2 separate regions of the Homo sapiens genome follow, and region 1 is linked to region 2. A link is a loop called in an ENCODE intact Hi-C map of the cell type or tissue named here. Cell type or tissue: B cell. All regions are shown on one strand. Each heading gives the region's core, and the rest is flanking DNA. Links, peaks and the distances in the headings are about the cores only.

Region 1 (10,542 bases), core at 1,753-9,752, 88 kb after region 2:
TGAAGAGTTGGGTATCTGCCGCCCCAAGGTGGGGCCATCCGCTTGGCAGTTTCGGCTCTGCGGGCGGCGCGGCCTCGCGCGGAATCTAGCCAGCCCCTGAGAGTCCCCGCCCCCTCCCCGAGGCCCAAGGTATTAGTGCTGCTTGATCAGACCTCATTTCCTGCGAAAATGGAAACATATCCAGGGTCCTTAATAAAGTGAATGACGAGGCTTCGGTGTAATTGGGCTTCCGTTTGGTGGCTATTTCCTTAAACTGAGAGTGGAAAAAAATGTAAACTCACAGCGCTCAGATGTAATTATATGATTATCAAAAGGAGTGCAGGATGGATTAGCCGAGCAACGACCTAGAGTCTGAGAAACGGGCAGGCACAAACGCTTACTCAGACCAAGGGACCCAGAAGTCCCGGACTTCCACACCAGCCCCGCATCCAAGCGCGCGCCTTTGAAACCTTCGGCCTCTCCTGCCAGCCAGAGACCCGCCCTGCCGTTGCCATCGGGACACGCGGGATCTTTATTTATACGCTGGGGTGGGTCTTTTCCTTCCTCGCAGAGGAGGAGCGTCCTCTAAGGCAAGGGGGGTGGGTGCTGGCTACGAGTCCCCTGACCGCCTGCCCGGCCCGCGTGCGCTGGCTGCATATTTCTATGCATAATCCAATTTTCTCCGTGACTATCTAGTTAAACTCTTTAACAACAGCTACATAATTAGAATTTGGATTCCCATTAATTTTCCTTGGGCCTCGAACCATTTGCAGCTCACACTGGTAATTAATGCGATACATCACTAACTTTACCCAGCGCAGGCCGGCCCGGCTCAGGTCGCTCGGCCAGCGCCTGGCGCCCTCGAGCGGGACCCTGACTCCTGACCCTGCTTCCCAGGTGGGAGCCGTTTTCCTCCTTCCAAAGCCAGATGCCTCGGGCCCGCGAACCAAAAGCCTTCTTTCCAGGAAATTTCACAATTAAAAATATTTATCGGGAGCAGATTTACGTTTCTGGGTTTCCAGTCTCGGGGCGTCTGGGTAGGCTATTAAGAGTAATTAGCATCTTTTGCGCATGCAGATTTACTTCGCTCATTGCCACATAACTCATCCCTAAAAGCCGGCGCAGGCGAAAGCAGGCGCCGCCGGCGGAGCCGCTGCCACAGCTACCGCCGCTGCCCGCCCGAGCCCCCCTCCCCTCCTGCGCTGCCCGCTCCCAGTCTCTCCGGCCCGAATTGTCCGCTCCAGGCCCCAGACGCTGAACACGGAACGAAAAGGCTTCCATCCTGGAGACCTGGAGACGAGTGACGCCAGAGCGACCTCGTGCGGTTGGGGAAGGCCCAGACTAGGCTCTCCAGGCTGGGGCCGCGCCGTCTGGACCCCAGGCATTGCGACCACGCATGTGTGTGCACCACCGAGTGGGCGCTTGTGTGTGTGCACGCTCACGTGCGCGCGAGTGCACAGGAGTATGGTTGCTAGTGCGCGTTCCTGAGAGGGCGAAGGGGCGCGTGGAAAACGAGCTGATCACCATCCTCCCCTTCCCTGCAGCCCACCGGTTCCCAGGACGACGCTCAAACGTCAGTCCTAGGCCACCCACCTAGGGCACTGAGTTTCAGAGGGAGACTCGGGCCCCTACCTTGCCTCGAATTCCCTTCTACAGAGCCAGTTCCATCCAGCCAAACGGCCTGGAGCACTCAGCGCCCAGCCGGGGGAACTGGGAGGCCCAACACCCGGCTGCAGCCGAGCGCATGGCTGGCCTGGTACCGGTGAGAGGCCGCCAGAGAAAGCGCAGGCGGAGCCGGGGGTCACTGAACAGAGACTTTCAGGGTCGCTGGGGGGCGGCTGGAGACGATGAGGCCACGCGACTGAAGGGATTGGGGGGTGAGGAGTGGTGGTGGGGGCGGACAAAGGGACAACGTGGCGGTGGACGAACCAGGGCCAGAGAGGGCCGCTGTGGCTCCCGCTCTTCGGGCCGAAGCACCCACCACGGGTTCGTTATTAACGCGCTGGGAAGTCCGCAATCCGCCCAACTTTCTTCTCTTTAATGAGCCTAGAAGAGGCTGCCCTGAAGGGGTTTGTTCATTAAAGATGTAGCTGGAGGAATATTGTCTCATTAATTATCTGGTTTTAATTACACTCCTACCCTTTGAATCCAGAGATGGGAAAAGTTGATTTGGTGGCGCCGCCCCCTTGAGCTTAAAGGGTCGGCCTGGCTAGGGGACCAGGAGGGGCTGCATGGGGACTGCTTGCTCCCGGGAGGGTGTGGGCAGGAGTCTGGTGTATATCCGGCCAAGAATCCCTTTGCGACGTGTCTCCATGCCTGGGTGTGTGTGTATGGACCTCCGTGTGTCTGCGTGTGTGTGACCACGTGCGGCTGAGAGGCCATGTAGACGTGACTTGGGTGTCTATGTGTGCTCCCTGCCTGTGTGTAGTTCTGTGTCTGGGTGTACATATGGGTAGCTGAGTGTGTCTATAGACAGGCCCGAGCAGGGGTCTAAGTGAACAGCAATGTGACTGGGTAACTGTGTCTGTGGTGTCTAAGACGGTGGCTTCCTGCCCGTCAGCTCAAGTGACAGTGACATCTCTGGGTCTCTGCATATATCCCCATGTAGATGAATGTTGTGGGGCGGGGTGGGGGTCCATGGCTGGGGCATCCCAGGAGCTGGACTACTCCAAGGACATGGCTCGGTTTCCAGGGTCCCCAGAGCTGGGACGCCGCCGGGAAACCATGGTCCTGGAGGGGAGGGAGTTATTTGAGGGGGTGCTTGTCCCTGCCTCGTCCCTTGTCAGGCCCCGCGCGGCGCTAAAGCGGGGGCCGTTTTCCCTTTAAATCGCGGACACTTTGACAGGGGACATTAAGGACCCGGCTGCTCAGGCTGAGCAGATCATAAAACCGGACAGGCAATTTCTGCTCCCGCCAAATAGCCGGGCAAACTCGTTCTGCATCTTTGGTTTTAATGCACTAAACTGGCAGCTAAGCAGGGAGCGAGCAAAAGGGGGGTGGGAAGCCCCCCCCCCCACATACACGGGCGCACACACCGGCACAGGCGCAAACACTCCTTCACACCTTTGGACCCCACACCCCGCCCCGGCCCTCCAACACCAGAGGAATTATCAACTAGAATTTGATTAATATGCAAATCGCAGGCAAACAGCTCCATATAATTCTTTCAGTGGAGAGTAATTAATCACCAGTTAAAGCAAATTAATACATATATCAATTTTGTCAGAAACATGCTTAGTTCAATCGCCCGTAAAATTGAAGTTTGAAGTATTAAGAGGCTCTGCAGAAACGCCAGGACTAAAACTTTCAAATTGATCCTATTTAGTAATCAATCAGGCTCTCCCCTCAGGTTAATCTGCCTAATTTTTCATCTCAAATCATACACTTTACTGACACGCCATCTAGCAAACAGTCGATAAAAAGTTAACAAAAATGATAACGACTCCAGCCAGAGCCATTGTGCAGGGCGGGTGGGCGGCCGCGGCTTTGATTGCATTTCGGGGTGGTTGGGGACTTGGTTTTTCACTGGGGCACCAGTTTGGAGGTTCCCCAGACAGTGGAAGCCTCCCTTTCCCACCAACTCTTGTCTGCTACTGGCTGCCCTCTCTGCAAATGGACTCTTCTCAGAACATCAGAACACGAGCAGCATTTCCACTGAAGTCACCTAAACCAGCTAGCCCCTGCCCTACTCCCATGTTTGCATAAACTGTCTGGAAGCCGGTGCCCTGTGTGCTTGTGGCAACTGTGAGCTGTGACTCTGTCACTTGCCTGTATTGTATGTATAAAGTGGGGATGGTGTATATGTTTAACAGCCAAGGTTTATCTGCTTAATTCTTATGTATGCTACTAGCTGCCCATATTTGGGCAGGTTTGCTGTGTCTTATGTGACTGCACTGTGTTTTCCAGGCATCCTGTGTGTCTGTGGGTCACTGTGGGTGTGTATCGGGTTTCTGCAGTGTTGGTCTGTGTAACTGAGTGCCTGCCTTGTGTGTGTTTGGTTTGTTTCTGAGGTGTGCCTGTGTTGGGTGTGGGCCTGTGGGCCTGTCTGGGCTTACCCTTCATTTCCATGTGGACATGCAGTCCCAGGGAGACCTCAGGCAGATGGATCAATAGGCCCCATTATAGACATCAGGAGAGAGGAGACAGTCCCTATAGAGACCCAGACACTTCACCTTGAACAGCCTCTGGGAGATGGAAGGGGTCACCTCTTCCCTACCTTGGTCCGTATCCCAGCTCTGGGTTGGCAGAGGTGTGTGAGAAAGGGGAGAAGAAGGCTCTCATTTCTTGTTGGAGGAGGCTCCCAACTTGGATCTCCCTTTCTGAAGAGCCTTGGGCCCCTGAATTTGGGAAGGGTTGGGGTACAGACACTCAGGGATGCCTCCATCCCATGTGCTCAGATGTCACGTCCACACTCAGATCCATTGGTTACATGGATACCCTCAGGTAACTAAGCTCCCTTCCCCACTTCATCCACCCCCATTCACAGACAAATAGCTACATCCAGCTCTCCATGGGGAAGCGTGAACATGCCCACATGCACACACCAATGCACAGCAATCCTTGCACACACTTGCACACATACAAACCAGATTCCAAAGTGGGCAGGACTCATTCACTCCCAACTCTGCTTGCAGCCATGCGCATATTGCCATTTGTACCCTCCCCACTTTGGGCAGGGCTGAGCCCCCACGGGGAGGAGGAACTTCCTTTGACTGAGCTGGGGGAAGCTAGGCCTTCAAGCGCTACCTGGAACTGGAGCAGCCAAGGGCAGGTCTACAGGTCACTCCAAAGACAAAGGTTCAGCCCGGTGACCAGCTTGAATGGGAGAAGGCAGGCAGGGCAGCCTGGCCATCACCCAACTGCACAACAGAGGATGCCCCTACCCCCGCAACCTGTTTTCAAAGAAGCAGAGTCCATGCCTATATAGTGCCTATTCGACGGCCTCAGCTGCCCTCAGAATAAACTTCAACCCAGGCTGAAAGTTCTCCATCCCATCTTCTACTTAGTCCTCTCCTGAGTCCTCTTCCTGTCAGGCCATGTGGTCCCTGCCCCCAGCATTGTAAATGTAAATTTCAGTAGCCAGCTTGGCTAAAATGTTTGGAGCTAGGATTCTGGTTGTCTGCCTGTAGCTTCAATTCCACATCAATATTCATTCTCCCAGCTATCTGCTCACACCAGCTCCCTGCACACCTCACACACCCTGGGCATCGTTTACCTGCTGGTTACACCCACTCAGTGACAGCTTTACTCTTTTCCTCTCCATTGAGCAAATTTAGTCACACCTAGCTGCACACACACTAGTTTGCAACAATCAGTTGCAGGAACGCAGCATCACACACCCAGTCCCACGCTCCGTTTCCATCAATCAGCCGCACATGCTCAGTTTCTCAGTTGCACATACTTGATGACACACTCAGGAACATGCCCTTGCTAGTCCCCATGCAGCCTGCCACACACACACCCACAGCCCCAAATCTCTCCCAGAACTGGCAGCTGTTAGGAGAAGACGGGGTGATTTGCAGATGGCAGTCCTGGACTTGGAAGTGCAGATGTGGGGCCCCAGGAACACTCAAGGTGGGAATGCTCCTCCCTCCAGGGTGCTGGTCCCCAGGAACCCCCACCTTCCTTTGCCCCAGTCCCAGGAGCCTGTTCTCTAGGAGATGTGGCCTGTGGACACACCCGGGAGTCAGATTCTAGGCTCTCCAAGACCTGTCAGTGTCTGCCAGGGACCTCCACTCCGCACATGTACAGTCCAGGGATGCAGCCAGTTCCCACACACCCCTTTGCACACCTACAGCCTAACCACCACTACCCAGCACAACCAGTTCTACTCCCCTCCATTCCCACCCACTTCAAAGCCACATGTACTTCACTTTACAACAGCAGCCTCCTACTCGCTGACCCCTGTGACTCCAGCCCATTCAGATTCTCTGTCCCTTCTTCCACATGCTTTGTAGCCCCTGACCTTACTAACCTGCCCCCTTATCTGGCTGCCCTCTCTATATCCCCGGGCTTTCTGTGGTGCCCTCTCAGATGCATGTGTTTGGGGAGCATATGTATTGTCCCCACAAATCACTTTCTGCGCTCCAAGAGGGGCTAGTTGTTGCCGGTGGGAAGCCAAGCCCAGGTGCCTCCGGGTTCAGGTGACTGGAAAAGCCAGGGCAGGGTGAGTGGACTTCCCCGGACTTGGCGGCTCAGAGGGATGGAGAGGTGGGGGGGGGGGTCCCCGCGGCGACGGGAAGGGGCGGAGGGTAGGCGCGCGGCCCCAGCTCGTCCCTTTCAGGGGGGACTCATGCATCAAACTTCAATTTTCCGGACGATTGAATTAGTGATTTTTTTTCTCCTGAACTAAAATACACTTAAGTCTTTGGGATTAATTACCACGTTCTGGTCCCTCAGACTGGAGTATTACTTATCGGAGCTGCGTCTGACACCGGCCCGACACCTCGTAAAATAGGGAACTGCGCCTCTCTGCCTCACCCCGCGCCGCTCGCCAGGCCACCAAGCCGGGAAAGGCGGAGCGAGGGGAAGCCGAACAAGCGGGATCGGCCGTCCGCGCGCGGAGGGGTTCCTAGACTGGAGAGCAGAAACTACCCGCGTCCCGGGACTTGGCAAGCCCCGTCGAGCCCCGGGACACAACGGGGAAGGGAGAGACAAAGCCGAGCCGCCTCTCCTGGCCAGCCCGGAACCGAAAGTGGGTCCGTAGAGAGCCCAGAGTCCTGGGGGAACAGATGGGCAAAGGGCTCTAGGAGGTGATGGAACTCAGGCCCGAAGGGCAGGCAGCCCACAGGATACCAAGCCTTAACGAACTACGCCAGAAGAATGGGCGTAGGGCCCACAGCCCCTCACACAACCCAGGCCAAGCTCCCTCGTACACTCAGACCAGGAGAAGAAACAGACACGCAATACACAAGCCCCGCTCCCTTGGAGCCTACACTTGGGCGAACACACCACTGCTGTTTGCAGTATCCCGAGACAGGCCCGGCAGGCGTGAGCTAAGAGGCCTCGGGCCCGAACTTGGGATTTGAGGCTCTCTCACATCGCCGGTCCCAGCGGCAGCGCCTGAGGCACAGCCAAGACCATCCGAGGTCCCCGGGCCGCGCGCAGGTAGCAGACTTCTTCAGAACTGGGGGAGCTAAAGAGAGAGTGGGCTTAGAGCCCAGGCCTCCCTGGATCCCAGATCCTCGCCTCCGCCTACAGCCAAGCCCCTCAGCTTTTGCCCAGAGCTGCTGACTTCCTCGCCGCCTCCCTGCGCAATGGGACCTAGAGATAAGCCCCAAGCCCGGGTGCTAGTCCAGGCAGAGTCGGGTGCTAGTCCAGGCAGAGTCCAGTGCTAGTCCGCGGCCTCAACAGAGCTGTCGGCTGGGCTCCGGAAGCCCACCCGGAACCTGATGGAGGCAGCGAATTCCTCAGAGCAGAGGACACTGCGGAGAGGCTCGAATCCACTTCCCACATTGTGCGGGACCGAGCGCGCAGGGCGCTCTCGCGTGGCCTCCTTAGCTCGGGTTCAGCCGAGGCTCTCACGTACACTTCGTTACCCCTTCCCCCCGCCGCAGCTCTGGTCCTTCCTTCCACTGGCTCTCTTCTCTGGCCTATGGAAACAACGAACTACTTTTCGCCTTTCAAGGCCCGGGTCCCAAGCCACCTCCTCTGTGAAGCCGCCAACACCCTGGTAGCTGCCTCTCAGTGTTTTGCAACTGGCACGGCCCTGTCCCTCGGTCCGCTTCTACTAGCGCTGGGGGTGCTGCGAGTCTTGCCCACTAGACTAGGAGCTCCTTGAGGGCAGGAACCGAATCTGATTCGTTTCCATTTTCCCAGCCCCCCTGCGCGGCCTGGCGCAGAAAAGACGCGCAATAAACATTTGCTGAATTGAATTGCGTTTTCTCCTTATTTTATTAATCCTTCCCCTTCCTTCTTTCATTCTTTCTTTTCCTCCTTCCTTCCTCCCTCGTTATTTTTTATTTCTTGGTTATATTCAATTGTCATGTTTTTCAGGCTCATTAAATCCATTTAGAGACAAAAGAATAAAAGGCAGAAGGGGAAGGGCGGGGGAGGAGAGAGGGGGAAGGGAGGGGAGGGGGCAGGCCGGAGAAGCAAACAAATAACCCGCTTTAACTAGACGGGCGGATAAATGGCCCCGTTTCTCCTCAGCCCCGACGCGCCTGCTTAGCTGCGCGCCCCGCGGGCGCCGCAGCTCGGGTGGGCTCAGCCCTGGGGCCGCCGCCCCCAGCCCAAAGGGACCCAGCGGGGCCAGGCCCAGGGCCGCGAAGCAGAGAGCGGCCGGAGGTGCCAGGGCCGCTTCATTGGGATTCATGAGCGTGTTGGGCGGGCGGCCTGGGGCTTCGGGCGCGGGGCGGGGGCCGAGTGGGGGGGTGCGCACGGCGGGCGCAGATGCCCGGGTGACCGACCCGCCGTGGTCCCTGCGCCGCCTTTGTGCCGAGGAGGCGCGCGCGGGGACCTAATCCATCAAATTGTCTACAAATTGTGAAGAAAATTCAAAAACCATATGGTCGCCAGCGCCGGCGCGCTCTGGGCTGCGGAGGGCCGCGGCCGTGCCCGCACCGGGAGCCGCGGGGGGCTGGGCCCGGCTATTGTCGCCTGTCAGCGGCCGCCCAGGCCCATTCGTCCCGGCCTTCATGGTCCGCGCTCCGAATTACAGACCCATCCATCCTAAGAGAGGGCAATTTTTGTCGCCCGGGAGGAACCAGCCGCACGCCTGCCCCGCTGCCCTGCCGTCTCCTTCCTTCTCTGCTCCTTCTCTCTCTTCTCCTCTCTTCCCATTCTTTTTTTCTCCCTCTGTCTCTGTCTCCCTTTCTCCGTTTCTCTGTTTCTCTCTCTTTTTCCTCTTTTTCTCCGTCCTGTCTCTGTGGCTCTCCGCTTTCTCTCTCTGCTTTTGGAGTGTCTTTCTGTGCTCCTATTTTTTTTTCCTGTTTCTCTCTGTCTCTTCGTTTCCTCCTGGACACGCACGTTCCTGGCTCGGGCCCGGGGGCCCCATCGCCGCCCGAGACCAGATGCGCATTTCTCACATCAATTTTGCGGAGAAAGAGAGCCCAGCGGCCCGGAGGCGGGACCCCACTCCGGTGACAGCGGCTACTCGCCAGCCCAGCGACAACAAAAGCCCGGAGAGAAACCCGCTCTGTCCAGGAAAGTGAAAGCGGCCTCAGCCCCCGCCCCAGCCGGCCTTGGGGCGCCGCAGACCCGAGAGAGTCCTTGCAAGATCCATACCTCTGCCCCCAGCGGTGTGCCGGGGTGTGGAGGCAGAATTGGTTAATGTTGCCAGAAATTCACACCAGCTCCCAGACGCTTGGGCTTACAGTTCCAGGTGCCCACATTGAAATTCAGCCTGGCCTTGATGCCTTTAGCCTTTGGCCCCCGACTCCCCAAGGATGAGGCCCTCGGGGCTAGAATCGAAACTTGGGAACCCAAGGCTCCACCCCGCGTCTGACTGAGTGATACCTGCAGCGCTCCCGGGGCTCAGCCCTGTTTTCGGGGAGTGCAGGGAGAATGCCCTTGGGTCTGGGGTGGGATGCAGGAAATGCAGGGCAAGACCCCCTCCCACCCTTTGTTCAACACAAATTAATGTTGTACTGTGGTGTGCCCCCACATACACAGGCATTTTCTCCCAGCATTTCACGGCTCGTTTTTTACCCCGACCTGGCGAAGCCCGCTTCTCTCCCGATTTAGCAGCTGCCTCAGGTTTATGGGCAAGAGGCGCCTCCTCCTGCTGCTTCCCCCTCGCCCTTCACTCTTAAGCCTGTCCTGAAAATCCCCCCCAAATCTCCAAGGCTAGGGCGACCGGCACGAAGAGCGGCAAGAAGCCCAGCCTGCCGCTGCTTCTCGGAAACGGGCCCACCACTCAGACACGGTCGCCGCCGGTTCTAGTAAAATGGCAAAGACTTTATTTATTGGAGAAAGAGGCCTTGGGTACAGTCTAGGGAGGAGAGGGGAAGGGAGGAGCAGGGAAGGGGCACTCGCAGCCCACTCACATCCAGCCACCCTCCTCTGGCCAAGTCGGGTAGGAGTGGGGTGTTCGAAGTGGCAAGAGAGACCCAGAGCTGTGGAGGAGGTGAGGTGAGGGCTTGGGTCGGCCTCCTCTCTGTCTCTGTCACATGCAAAAAAATTCTAAAAAGAGTACAAAATAATTATAGGGCTTTGGGTTCTGTTTTCGATAGTTGGTTGGTTGGATTTCCCCCTGCATTGTCCCTAAGAGCCGGACTCCAACAGTCAGTCCGAGGAAATGCGGGAGGGAGGGAGGAATCTTAAAAACAGCATTAGTGGGCATTAGGAGGCAGAAATGGCATCGAAAACAGACTTTTCTCTCAGAGGGTGGGGAGGAAAGATCGATTTTGAAACTTGCAAGTCAGGACCTGACTGCCCACCTCTTCCCCTCCCACATGAGGAAAAAAGGCCCGAGGAAATAGAAGTCAACTGCAATAAGGCCGAGGGAGGCGAGGAAGGAGCGGGCCGGTGCATTCGCCACATGCAGAGAAAAATCAAAACAGCCGGAGCTGCCACTCCCCTAGACCGCAGGGTTAGTGTTCCCCGCCCTGGTTTCTGTCTCGC
Region 2 (10,542 bases), core at 914-8,913:
TATTCATCAGTTGGTGGACATCTGAGTTGTTTCCCCTTTTGGGCTATCATGAATAATACTGCCATGAACATTCATTCAATTCTCTCAATTATAAAAAATTGGGACATTTCTATTAACTTGCCTGGGTTGTTATAAGTCTTAAATGAGATAAGCATGATGTGGTACCTGGCACAAAACTGTCTTTCAATAAATAATTTATTTCTGCTTTAGTTCCCTCAAGATAAGAGGCAGGAAGAGATTCATTCGGGTTCAGACAACTTCCAAAGTAAGTTATGGAACTCCTTGGGAAGGGGTAGAGTACCTGGATTGGGTAAGTGGGAAGAAGAGAACTGGCGAGGGAGCGGAGCCCTCTCATGTTTCTGCTTAGTGTTTTTTTTTGTTTGTTTGTTTTTTGAGATGGAGTCTTGCACTGTTGCCCAGGCTGGAGTGCAGTGGCGCGATCTCAGCTTACTGCAAGCTCTGCCTCCTGGGTTCACGCCATTCTCCTGCCTCAGCTTCCTGAGTAGCTGGGACTACAGGTGCCCACCACCACGCCTGGCTAATTTTTTGTACTTTTGGTAGAGACGGGGTTTCACCGTGTTAGCCAGGATGGTCTCAATCTCCTGACCTCGTGATCTGCCCGCCTTGGCCTCCCAAAGTGCTGGGATTACAGGTGTGAGCCACCATGCCCAGCCTTCTGCTTAGTGTTTACAAACAACTACCAATTTCACATTTGGCTTTGTCTTGAGTGGGCCTTTGTCCACCTGGCTAGAGCTCAGACAAGGTTTTCCCCACAGATACAAACTTCCAACCAGCACGTAGGTTTCCAGGCTAACCCACAAAAGCAAGTTGAGTCTAGCTCCTCCATATTGATCCACACCAATCATAGCTATTCTGAAATGTACTTTCCTCACATCTGTAAAATAGGGAGAATACTCATCTCGAAGGATTGGTGTAGAGTTTATATTGTTCTCCATAATACTAACATCTGTCTTGTTGTATTTGCTTCTTTGCTTATTGTCTGACCCCCTCTATAGAATGTAAGCTTCATGAGGTCAGGACCTTTGTTTTGTTCACTGCTATGTCCCCCATGCCTAGAACAGTGCCTGACACATAGTGAGTACAGTACTCAATAAATATTATTGAATAAAGAGATACATTCTTTGTTATTCACCCAAGATGACCATATTTTGTTGTTTGGGGCTGTATTCTTCAGGAGAGAACAGAAATGAATAAGCCACTCTCTGCCTCCAAGAAGATCTCTTCAAGTGGAGGTGACAGACATGCCCAAAGCAAATAGATTGCAATAAGACTTGATGGGAGAGAATGTGAGTCTTCACATCCTAGCATCTTTCCAGATAGAGACAGGGCCTACCCAAAAGTCTAATCTGAAACTGAACTGAAATAGAACAGAAATAGATCCCAAGTGATGGAACCTGTGCCTTTCCCAAAGCTTGGCTTCTAAAAGGTAGCAAACATTTTCTACTGGAGAGGGGAAAGACAGGAAGAAGAAAAAGGGAGTTTCCTCCTTTTCTCTTGGGCTCTCAGCCAGACAGCCACTGGCAAAACGTTGGAAAGGCCTAAATTTGTCCTGGATGCACTTCCCTGATCCTAGTCCCACCAATCCCAGCCCCCACGGCCTTAAGCCCCTATGGCTCCCTCCCAAGATTCCAAACGTAAGAAAAGAACACACACCACAGTCCAAAGGCTTCTTGTCTGGAATAGCCAACCCTGGGGTAATTGTTAGGTGGAATGCAATCTGGTTGAATTCATTCAAACACTGTAGGAATTGCCTCTTTCGAACCCTGTAGGATTTTACTTCTTGACGCATCTGTTTATTTAAAACCAAAGGGGTATGTTGAGGCATGGGCACCCTGGCAGCAGACCCCAAACCAACCCTCTTGACTTGTGCCTGCCTTTCAGGATATGTTCCCTTCCTGAATTTGTCTAAGAAGGCTGAGTTGGGGGGTGGTTGCTGATTTTTATAACATATAGCCAGTTGTTCATAGGCCTGTGTTTTAAAGAAGGGCAAGCCTGAACTCACCGTCCTGCCTCAGGGCCTGGGCTCCATACCTGGGGAGTAGACAGTCTTCTACTTTCTAAAAAGCTGGACTTGAAATTTGGAGTAAATCTCCTGGTTGAGTGACAGGTGTTTCGCAGCTGAGCCCTTGAGGAGATTCTCCAGTTGGGCAGAGACATCCCTTCCTCAGACGCCTTGTGGGCTGGACTCCTTTGGCCCAGTTCAAAGTGAGGGGAGGGCTCCCAACAGGCCGGGAAGACAGTTGACTTCACCCTCCTTGGGTTTGTCTGTCTGTCCGTCTCTGGGAATGGTCGCTTCCTGTTTTCCCTTTTCCTTTTAAGCCTCGCCTTGTTCCCCTCTTCTCTCTCTTCATGAACTACTCCGAGTCTTGGTCTCCGTCCCTCTATCTCTGGCTCCTGCATCTGTCTCGGCTTCTGGCCTTCCTCTCCCCCTCCCCTCCCCTCCCTCGCGCTGTCATTCACCCCGCTCCTCTCCGCGCACAGCCAATGGAGAGACCCAGTCGAAACCGCGAAGCTCTCTTGCACCGGGCTTTTTCGCCTGGTGATTGATGTCCCAGAGTCAACAGCGAGCGAGCAGCCGGAGCGGGGAAGCAGAAGCCAGAGAGGGGAAGAATACGGCGCCCCCTCTCTCCCTCCCCTCCCCCTTCTACTTTAGCCTTTCTGCGCACTTCGCTTCCAAGTCTCCGCGCAGCCAGGAGCCGCTGTTGCCTCCCAGCCCCTGCTAGCTGCCCCCCGAGCCGAGCGCAGCGAGCGCCGCCGCCCGGGCCCCCCGGTGGGGCCAGGGCCAGCATGGAGCACCTGGGTCCGCACCACCTCCACCCGGGTCACGCAGAGCCCATTAGCTTCGGCATCGACCAGATCCTCAACAGCCCGGACCAGGGTGGCTGCATGGGACCCGCCTCGCGCCTCCAGGACGGAGAATACGGCCTTGGCTGCTTGGTCGGAGGCGCCTACACTTACGGCGGCGGGGGCTCCGCGGCCGCGACGGGGGCTGGAGGAGCGGGGGCCTATGGTACTGGAGGTCCCGGCGGCCCCGGAGGCCCGGCAGGCGGCGGCGGCGCCTGCAGCATGGGTCCTCTGACCGGCTCCTACAACGTGAACATGGCCTTGGCAGGCGGCCCCGGTCCTGGCGGCGGCGGCGGCAGCAGCGGCGGTGCCGGGGCACTCAGCGCTGCGGGGGTAATCCGGGTGCCGGCACACAGGCCGCTCGCCGGAGCCGTGGCCCACCCCCAGCCCCTGGCCACCGGCTTGCCCACCGTGCCCTCTGTGCCTGCCATGCCGGGCGTCAACAACCTCACTGGCCTCACCTTCCCCTGGATGGAGAGTAACCGCAGATACACAAAGGACAGGTTCACAGGTGAGTCCGGCCCGCGCGCTCCCCGCCTGGCCGCGGCCCGGGCTCCGTGCTACCCCTGCCCCGCCGGGTGGCTCCCCAAAGCCGGTTCTGCGCTCCAGGTCGCCCAGCTCTTCTTGGTGCTTCCCCCAAGTTGAGCCGCCCGCCCGATTCTATAACGCAGACTCGCCATGCTTGAAGAGTTCTCTCAGCCTGGACCCCTCTCTGTCTCCCGAAGGACCCCTGCTCGGAGGAGCTCTCCCTGGTCCCCTCTCCGGATCCACTAGCCGGGTCAGGCAGAGAGAAGGAGGCCATAGATTCAGGACCACCTTCTGCAGCTACTCTTGGCCTGGGAATCTTAGAGAAAGGGGTGCAACGTGAACAGTTTCTTCCGTCCTGGCTGCTGTTCTAGGACCCAGGAAGCGAGCCCCAGGATCAGACACAAGAAAAGAACAGGTTCCCCCACCTCCAGTCCCCTACACACATGCACTTCGCGCCCCTAGCTCCGGTGCCCGTGGTGCTGCGGGGCCAGTGGGGGCTCTGAGCCCCGGTAAATCAGCAGAACCAGTGGCCTTTTTTTTTTTTTCCGGAGAGCAGGCTTCATCTGGGAGGATGGCAGCGGGGCTTAGCCGCCCAGGACAGCTAGCTTTTCATTTTCGTTCTCTCCCGGCTGGGTGTCCTACCCCGGGCCCAGCCCTGTTATCTTGGGCACGAACAATGCACCGGTAGGCTGGTGATCGGTGGCGGGAAGACTACTCCCGGGACATTGGGTACTAAGTGGTGGCCGCTGCCGCCTTCTCTGCTGCCCGCTCCCGCCTTCCTCTGCTGGCCCTGGCTCCCTCTGCTCCCGTTTCCACTCTGGGCACTCAACTCTCCCTCTGGCGTGGATCCCTTCCCCCGTTCTCACTTTCTGCTCCCCTTAGGGTTCCCTGGATCCTAGACCACGATCCTTCCGTCCGGGCTGGGAAGCAGCCACAAATTGAGCCCAGGTTAGCCAGCCGATCTTAGAGAGAGGAGGCAGGAGGCACTGGCTGCTGCTGGCAGAGATGGGGCCTCCTGGGGGTCCCCCGGTTCAAGGGCCCAACAGTGGAAGGGGGGTTTACATAACTACTTGGGAGAAGCTGCTGAGAGCTAGATACTGGGCCAGGAGATTCCAAAGCACCCCTGGCTTCCTGCTTCTGTTCCAGGCAGCAGCACAGCCAGGGAAACTGCTTCTGCAGCTTCTTACCAGACTCTGGGGCCACGGCAGAAGTGGTGTGGAGGCTGGTGTCCAGAGGAAGAACAGTTGCTTGGGTCTAGGCCTCAGGAAGGGCCCTCCCTAGAGGGGTCCCAGTGCCCCCAACCTAAGTTTTCTCTGGCCTGGGGCAGCAGGGCCTGGTGCCCATCCCATTCCCCACCCAGGCCAGGCCAGTCTTGAAGGGCCCTGCTGGAAACCCAGCCGGGAGTCCACTAATCCTGGGCCTCTGGTGAAAGGTACTCGGTTTAGGGCCTACCGCGGGGCCCTAATACTGTGTCAGGCATGAAGGCGGTTTCAGCGAGTGTATGGCTGTGGCCTTGTTTTGCTCTGTGTCCTGTGTGCTTGTCCCGTGCCTGTGCTTGTCTGGTCCTGTTTGGGTGTATAGATCTGTGAGTTTGCCCCCGTTGTACGTTGTGTTGGTGTGTGCTGCTGTGGATGGAGGCTCAGGTCGGGTTCCAGAGTCAGGCTCGGCCTCTTACTCTGAGCCTGAAGGCCTGGGGCTGACTGAGGGGAGGGGAGCGTGACCATTAGCTCGCCTTAGACTGCCCCTGGAGGAGAGGCGGCAGGGAGGTGGTTGGGCTCGCGGGAGCCCGGGGCCAGGGAGGCCTCCGTGGTAGCGGCGACGGCGGCGTCGGACTGGCGGGCAGGAGGAGGCCGTTTCCCGCCGTGGGCTTGTCGCTGAGGGCTAACGGGAGGATCTCGGCCCTGCTCGTGGGGGTTCAGCTGCTGCGCTCGCTGACTCGCGGGGTGTTGGGCCTGGGACGCTTCCTGACGCTCTGCTGCTTGCCTCTGCCGTCTGTCTGTCTCCCGCTCCAGTGGCCCTCTCACCCTTCACTGTAACACGCCGTATAGGTCACCCCTATCAGAACCGGACGCCCCCCAAGAAGAAGAAGCCGCGCACGTCCTTCACACGCCTGCAGATCTGCGAGCTGGAGAAGCGCTTCCACCGCCAGAAGTACCTGGCCTCGGCCGAGCGCGCCGCCCTGGCCAAGGCGCTCAAAATGACCGATGCGCAGGTCAAAACCTGGTTCCAGAACCGGCGGACAAAGTGGAGGTGAGCAAGCGGGGCGGGCCGGCCGCCCGCGAGCGGCGCGGTCTCAGGCAGCTCTCGGTTCATTGGCCTCTCGTGGGGCGCACATACTTTTTCCGCTCGCGGTTTCTGATCCTTTCGGAGGAGCGAGCTCCCGCTAGGCTTGCGGGGAGCTGGAAGCAACCGAGGCCGATAGCTGGGATGGGGCTGAAGAGCCCTGGCTCTGTTTTACCGGAGGCTTCAGGGCTTTCTGGTTGGCACACTCTCTGCCGGTGTAGACGCGGCAGGTCTATTCCGCCGCTTGGGCAAACAGGCGGGTTAGTGCACTCCACGCAGTCCAGGCTCCAGGGATCTGTGAGTCCTGGGGAGCTTTTTGTTTGCGCAAACTCTTGCTTATGGAATCCTGCTCTGTCCTGGAGACTGGATGCAGAACAGCCCGCACCTTGTTGCAGCGCTCCAGCCGGGCTCCCGGCAGAGGGTCTGTGGCCCCAGACCGCGGCCCTGCTGACGGTCTCCTCCCCCAGACACCCGGCCTTTGCGCAGCCGGTCCCTACCCTGGAAGGAGAAAATCAATCCGCGCCGGCTGCGGCGGGGTTTCGCGGGTCCCACTGGAAGGGGAATCAATTAGGAGCAGATGGGTGTGTGTGAGAAAGAGAATTTTCCTTCTCCCATAGCCACAACTCTAGTTACTACGCAATGGGCTTTTTGTTTTGTTTTGTTTTTTCACATTTACGCTCACGGACGTGAAGCGTCCCCAACACTCTCGAGCAGCCTCCCTCTCCGCGCGCACTGACGCTTTCTCCGGCTGCACCCTCTGGCACGCTGCACCCTCTGGCACGCTGCACCCTCCCGCACATCTGGCCCTTGCCCGCCGGAGTTTCTCCCCTAGCTCAGGCCCCATGGGGTAGCGCGGGAGAGTCTGGGCGAAGTCGGCGGCGCCGAGACGGGCGGGCCTTGGGGCAGGAGGAAGGAATTGGAGTTTCCTCTTTTTCTGAACGAAGGCGAGGAATCTGCCTGGGATTCCGCCTACGGGGCCACAAAGGAAGCCATGGCCCCACGATTCTACCACAACATTTCTGACGCTGGGAAAGGAGTGGGGGATGCGGCCTCAGACCTTGGAACGCTAAAGAGGGAGCCAGGGCTAGCTCGGGGGTTGGGGGGACTCCGGTTTCCAAGGCCTACTGAGGGCTGCTGGCCTAGGGGAGGAGAGGCAGCCTGGCAGGCCTCCCAGAGAGAGGGGCACAGAGAAAGAAAGAGGCAGGCAAAGAGAGAAACTGAAACACAACCAGTTTCAGAGGTGGAGAGGGATAGGGACCCCGCTCAAGGAAAAAAAAGGAGAAAAACAGGCAGCCTGCAGAAGTCTTATTTATGTATAATAAAGAAAAAGCAATGGATGACTGAAACCACCATTTTCTTTTCAAACAAATTCCTTTAATTCAGAGAGAACCAAGTGGGTGGGGAGGAGAGAAAACGAGAGATAAGACACAAAGCCTAAAAGAGAAATATTCAGGCCGTTTGAAATGCAGGGGATAAGGGAAAGACGAAAGACGGAAAGATACACAGAGTCAAGAAAAGGCGGCCCAGAGCAGGTCAGCAGCCGCTGCTGGAAGAGGCCCTTGCAGGCTTCGCATGGCTTCATCGATCGCCTACAAATTGCTTCTGAAGGCCCCAGGGACTCCCATTAGGTCTGTCCACCTTAGAGACAGACGTTTGATCTCAGTTGACAGGGTGGAGGGGCGGCAGTAAATGGAATAAGTGAGTCATCGCCTCCCTGAACTGCCTCAGAGGAAGCCAGTGGGTCCAGCAGGAGCCCCGGTAGGGCACAGGGCTCCACACAGAAGGCCCAAGTCCTAGAAGACATTCGCAGAGAGAGGGAGGAAAGAGACGTCCCGCAGAGCAGATCGTACCCGCTGGTCCTTGCCTCTCTGCCCTGGACTTGTGGGTAGGGTGAGGGCCCTCTGGCTTGGAATGGCACCTGGTCTCCCTCAGGGCCGGGGAGGGGGAGGCGAGATGCCATCCTACCCCGGCTGCCCCTTGTGAGGCCTCCGGGGTGTGGGCGCTGCGCGTGGATGCGAGTCCCAGCTGTTTGGGCCTCGCAGACTTTCCCATCGCTCCTCCTCTGGGATACCTTGGCTCCATCCGCTTTGGGGTTTCCAGTCTTTGTTGGAGTCAGGACTCTCAAAAGAAGGGAACGCGTTATAGGGGCCCAAACTGGATTTGGGGACTGCAAAGGCGAGCAGCGCTCGTTCAGTTTATCTCCTGGGAACGCACCAGGAGTTGGGCACACGCGGGAGCTGGGTCGGTGCTCCTGGCAGGTAACGGCTTGTTCCCGGTGCAGACGGCAGACTGCGGAGGAACGGGAGGCCGAGAGGCAGCAAGCGAACCGCATCCTCCTGCAGTTGCAGCAGGAGGCCTTCCAGAAGAGCCTGGCACAGCCGCTGCCCGCTGACCCTCTGTGCGTGCACAACTCGTCGCTCTTCGCCCTGCAGAATCTGCAGCCGTGGTCTGACGACTCGACCAAAATCACTAGCGTCACGTCGGTGGCGTCGGCCTGCGAGTGAGCCTGCCCATTCTGCCCTGTGGGACCCCAGGCCCACTCAGGGGTCACTGAGGCCTGAGACCCAGGACTCCTCCCCACCCTCCTGGCCTCAGACTGCACCCAGGAGGGGAACACTGCCCTCGCACGGCCCCGAAGGGCCCCCACATTTGTGCCGACACTGTTCTCCCTTCGGTGGAAGAGCTCAAGGGACAAGGACACGCGCCCCCCTCCCAGAGGCGTCCCGCACCTGTCTGAACTGTTAAGAAATCTGTTTTTGTTTATTTCATTTTATTTTAATTTTTAACGTGGGATTCAGAGAAAGGCAAGGGAGGTAAGGGAGGAGGAGCTTCTGGGGTCCCCAGGGCTGTCATCTGAATTTGCCCTGGGAAACCCCTTCTCTGTGACCCACTTCTCATCACACACATGGAAACCCATAGGCCCACACACAGGTGGTGTCACTGTCCCTCCTGGTGTCACCCCAGAGCCACACATGGGCATCTATGGGAGAGTGTCAACCAGACAGAGGGTCACAGTGTTTACACTTTGGACCTTACGATCAGGCACAGGTCAGGGGTGACACAGACTCATCCTGAACAGCATGGCACTCCCTCCAGCACAAACACAAGGTCATGGCCACACTGTGACACACTACACCACACACAACAGCCAACAGCTACAACAGCCTCACTTGGTCTGCCAGGCCCCCACCACACATCCCAGCCCAATCCAGGTACGCACAGACAGGTTTTCACATAAATGCAGCCCATTTCTCCAGAACCCATTTGAGGGGTGGGGGGGTGTTAATTTATGCACTTATAAGGTGTTTTCTGTGTAACCATTTTATAAAGTGCTTGTGTAATTTATGTGAAAAAAATAAATAAAAGCCTCCGGATCCGGAGTCAGGGCTGCCTGCTCCTTGCGGACCCTAGCGTCCTTCAGCTACTTGGGTTTGGTGTGTGAGCTGATGCTTCAGGGGCAGCCCTTGGTACCTGAACTTGAGAGACATGTTGCGGGGCAGGACCCTAAGGCTCTGGAGAGAGGAAAGGAAGAGGACAGATGGAGAGAAGGCAGAGTTGAGGAGAGCAGGGAGAGCCAGGCTCTCCTGGGATTACCAGTGCCTGAGAGGATGTGGATTTCTTTGGATGTGAGAGTCGTGTGTGTGTGTGTGTGTGTGTGTGTGTGTGTGGTGTGTTTGTGATAATGTGAGCAATCAGCAATGCGAGCAAATAGTGAATATTTATAATGGTATTTAAGTGTATAATTGTGTTTGCAATTCTTGCGTGTAAATGCTTGTTTCTGCTTAAGTTGCAAATCGAAACTATCATTGTATGCACGGGCTTGTAGTGGTGTGTGTGTAACCGTATGTGAATGTGACTGTTTCTTTTTGGGTAATTGTGTAATCAACCATTGTTTGTGATTATGTATGAATCGTGTTGATGTTTGGGAGAATATGTATTAGTTTCTCTTTGTAAATCTATTTTTCTGTGAAATGTGTGACTGCTTCTGAAGTGGATCATCTTGAATTTTATGGGTGTAATTGTGTGTGAGATGTAATTATGTGTGAGCTGTGCATTTTCCCTGTATTTACTTGTGTGTGACAGAATGTAATTGGGGGAGTAAAGGTAGTGGGGAGTGTGGATCACTGTGGGAGACCATCACTGCAAGTGGGTGGGTATGGTTCTGTATGAGTGTGTGTAATTGTGTGCTGATGGTGTATGTGTTGGTGGGAGTCTGTTGTGCGATACGCAGATACATTGTGGCGGGACCAACATCTGCTGAAGTTCTGGGGCTCTAGACGCTTACCCAGCAAGCTGCAGAGACTGGGGCACATTGAATCAGAAATTAAGGCCAGAATCCTCTCTGGTGCTGTAAGTGGGACCTACCAGTTCCCAGCACTAGCCTGGCCTAGGAGAGATCTAAAGAATTGACTTTCTGGGAACCTCCAGGAGCCCTCCAGACCACCCTTGCCAGACCTGCAGCCACAGTACACATGCACACAGGCATAACAGCCAGTCCCCAGCCTATTCGAATTATCCTAGACAAGACTGACTTGGGTCTGCTTTTCTGGAAGAAGCTGTGTGGTGGAGGGTCTACAGAACTCATCACCCTAGGGGTGAGTTGAAATGGAGGGGTAAGAGGCTTTTTCTCTGGGATGGGAGAGTGAGAGAACTTTTCAGCTGAAAGTGGAAGTTCGTGGTGTGGGGGTCACTGGAAGCTCTGCAGAAGTGTTTGCGGGATACTGAGGGTGGGGAGCCACCCTAACTGTCAGAACCACTGTCCCCCAACCCTGCCCCTGCCCGGCAGCCATGAGGGCTGTGACACAGGTCGTGAGCACAGCAACTTCCCACCCCAGCAAGCCCATGGGGAAGTTCGGCTGAGTGGAG

The links. Hi-C counts contacts between places; a loop is a spot of excess contacts. Peaks named below come from ENCODE experiments on the same cell type or tissue, not always from the same donor. Only the 100,000 strongest peaks of a DNase experiment are listed, where the experiment ranks them.
Region 1: a loop joins it to region 2, with 6 times the contacts of the local background. A loop is called at or near these places in 3 of 110 quality-filtered maps.

What each region holds. Positions count from the first base shown.
Region 1 is chr10:101,216,340-101,226,881 of GRCh38, forward strand. It overlaps LOC124902491 (a long non-coding RNA gene), which reads left to right and starts at 6,013. Exons shown (of 2, transcript XR_007062267.1): 1 at 6,013-6,145; 2 at 6,379-7,853. RefSeq lists enhancers at 349-940, 1,533-2,124, 6,351-7,000, 9,775-10,276. In B cell, for the core only: no CTCF peak of the experiment used is centred there; DNase peaks (open chromatin) are centred at 2,452, 6,752, 7,592, 9,032 and 5 weaker places; H3K4me3 peaks cover 2,206 bases; H3K27me3 peaks cover 7,265 bases.
Region 2 is chr10:101,128,734-101,139,275 of GRCh38, forward strand. TLX1 (T cell leukemia homeobox 1) reads left to right here and starts at 2,567. Exons shown (of 3, transcript NM_005521.4): 1 at 2,567-3,376; 2 at 5,442-5,643; 3 at 7,958-9,056. The coding sequence starts at 2,809. The coding sequence ends at 8,180. It overlaps TLX1NB (TLX1 neighbor), which reads right to left and starts at 2,413. Exons shown (of 3, transcript NR_130723.1): 1 at 2,053-2,413. In B cell, for the core only: no CTCF peak of the experiment used is centred there; DNase peaks (open chromatin) are centred at 2,748, 3,668, 5,758, 6,458 and 3 weaker places; H3K4me3 peaks cover 3,049 bases; H3K27me3 peaks cover 7,817 bases.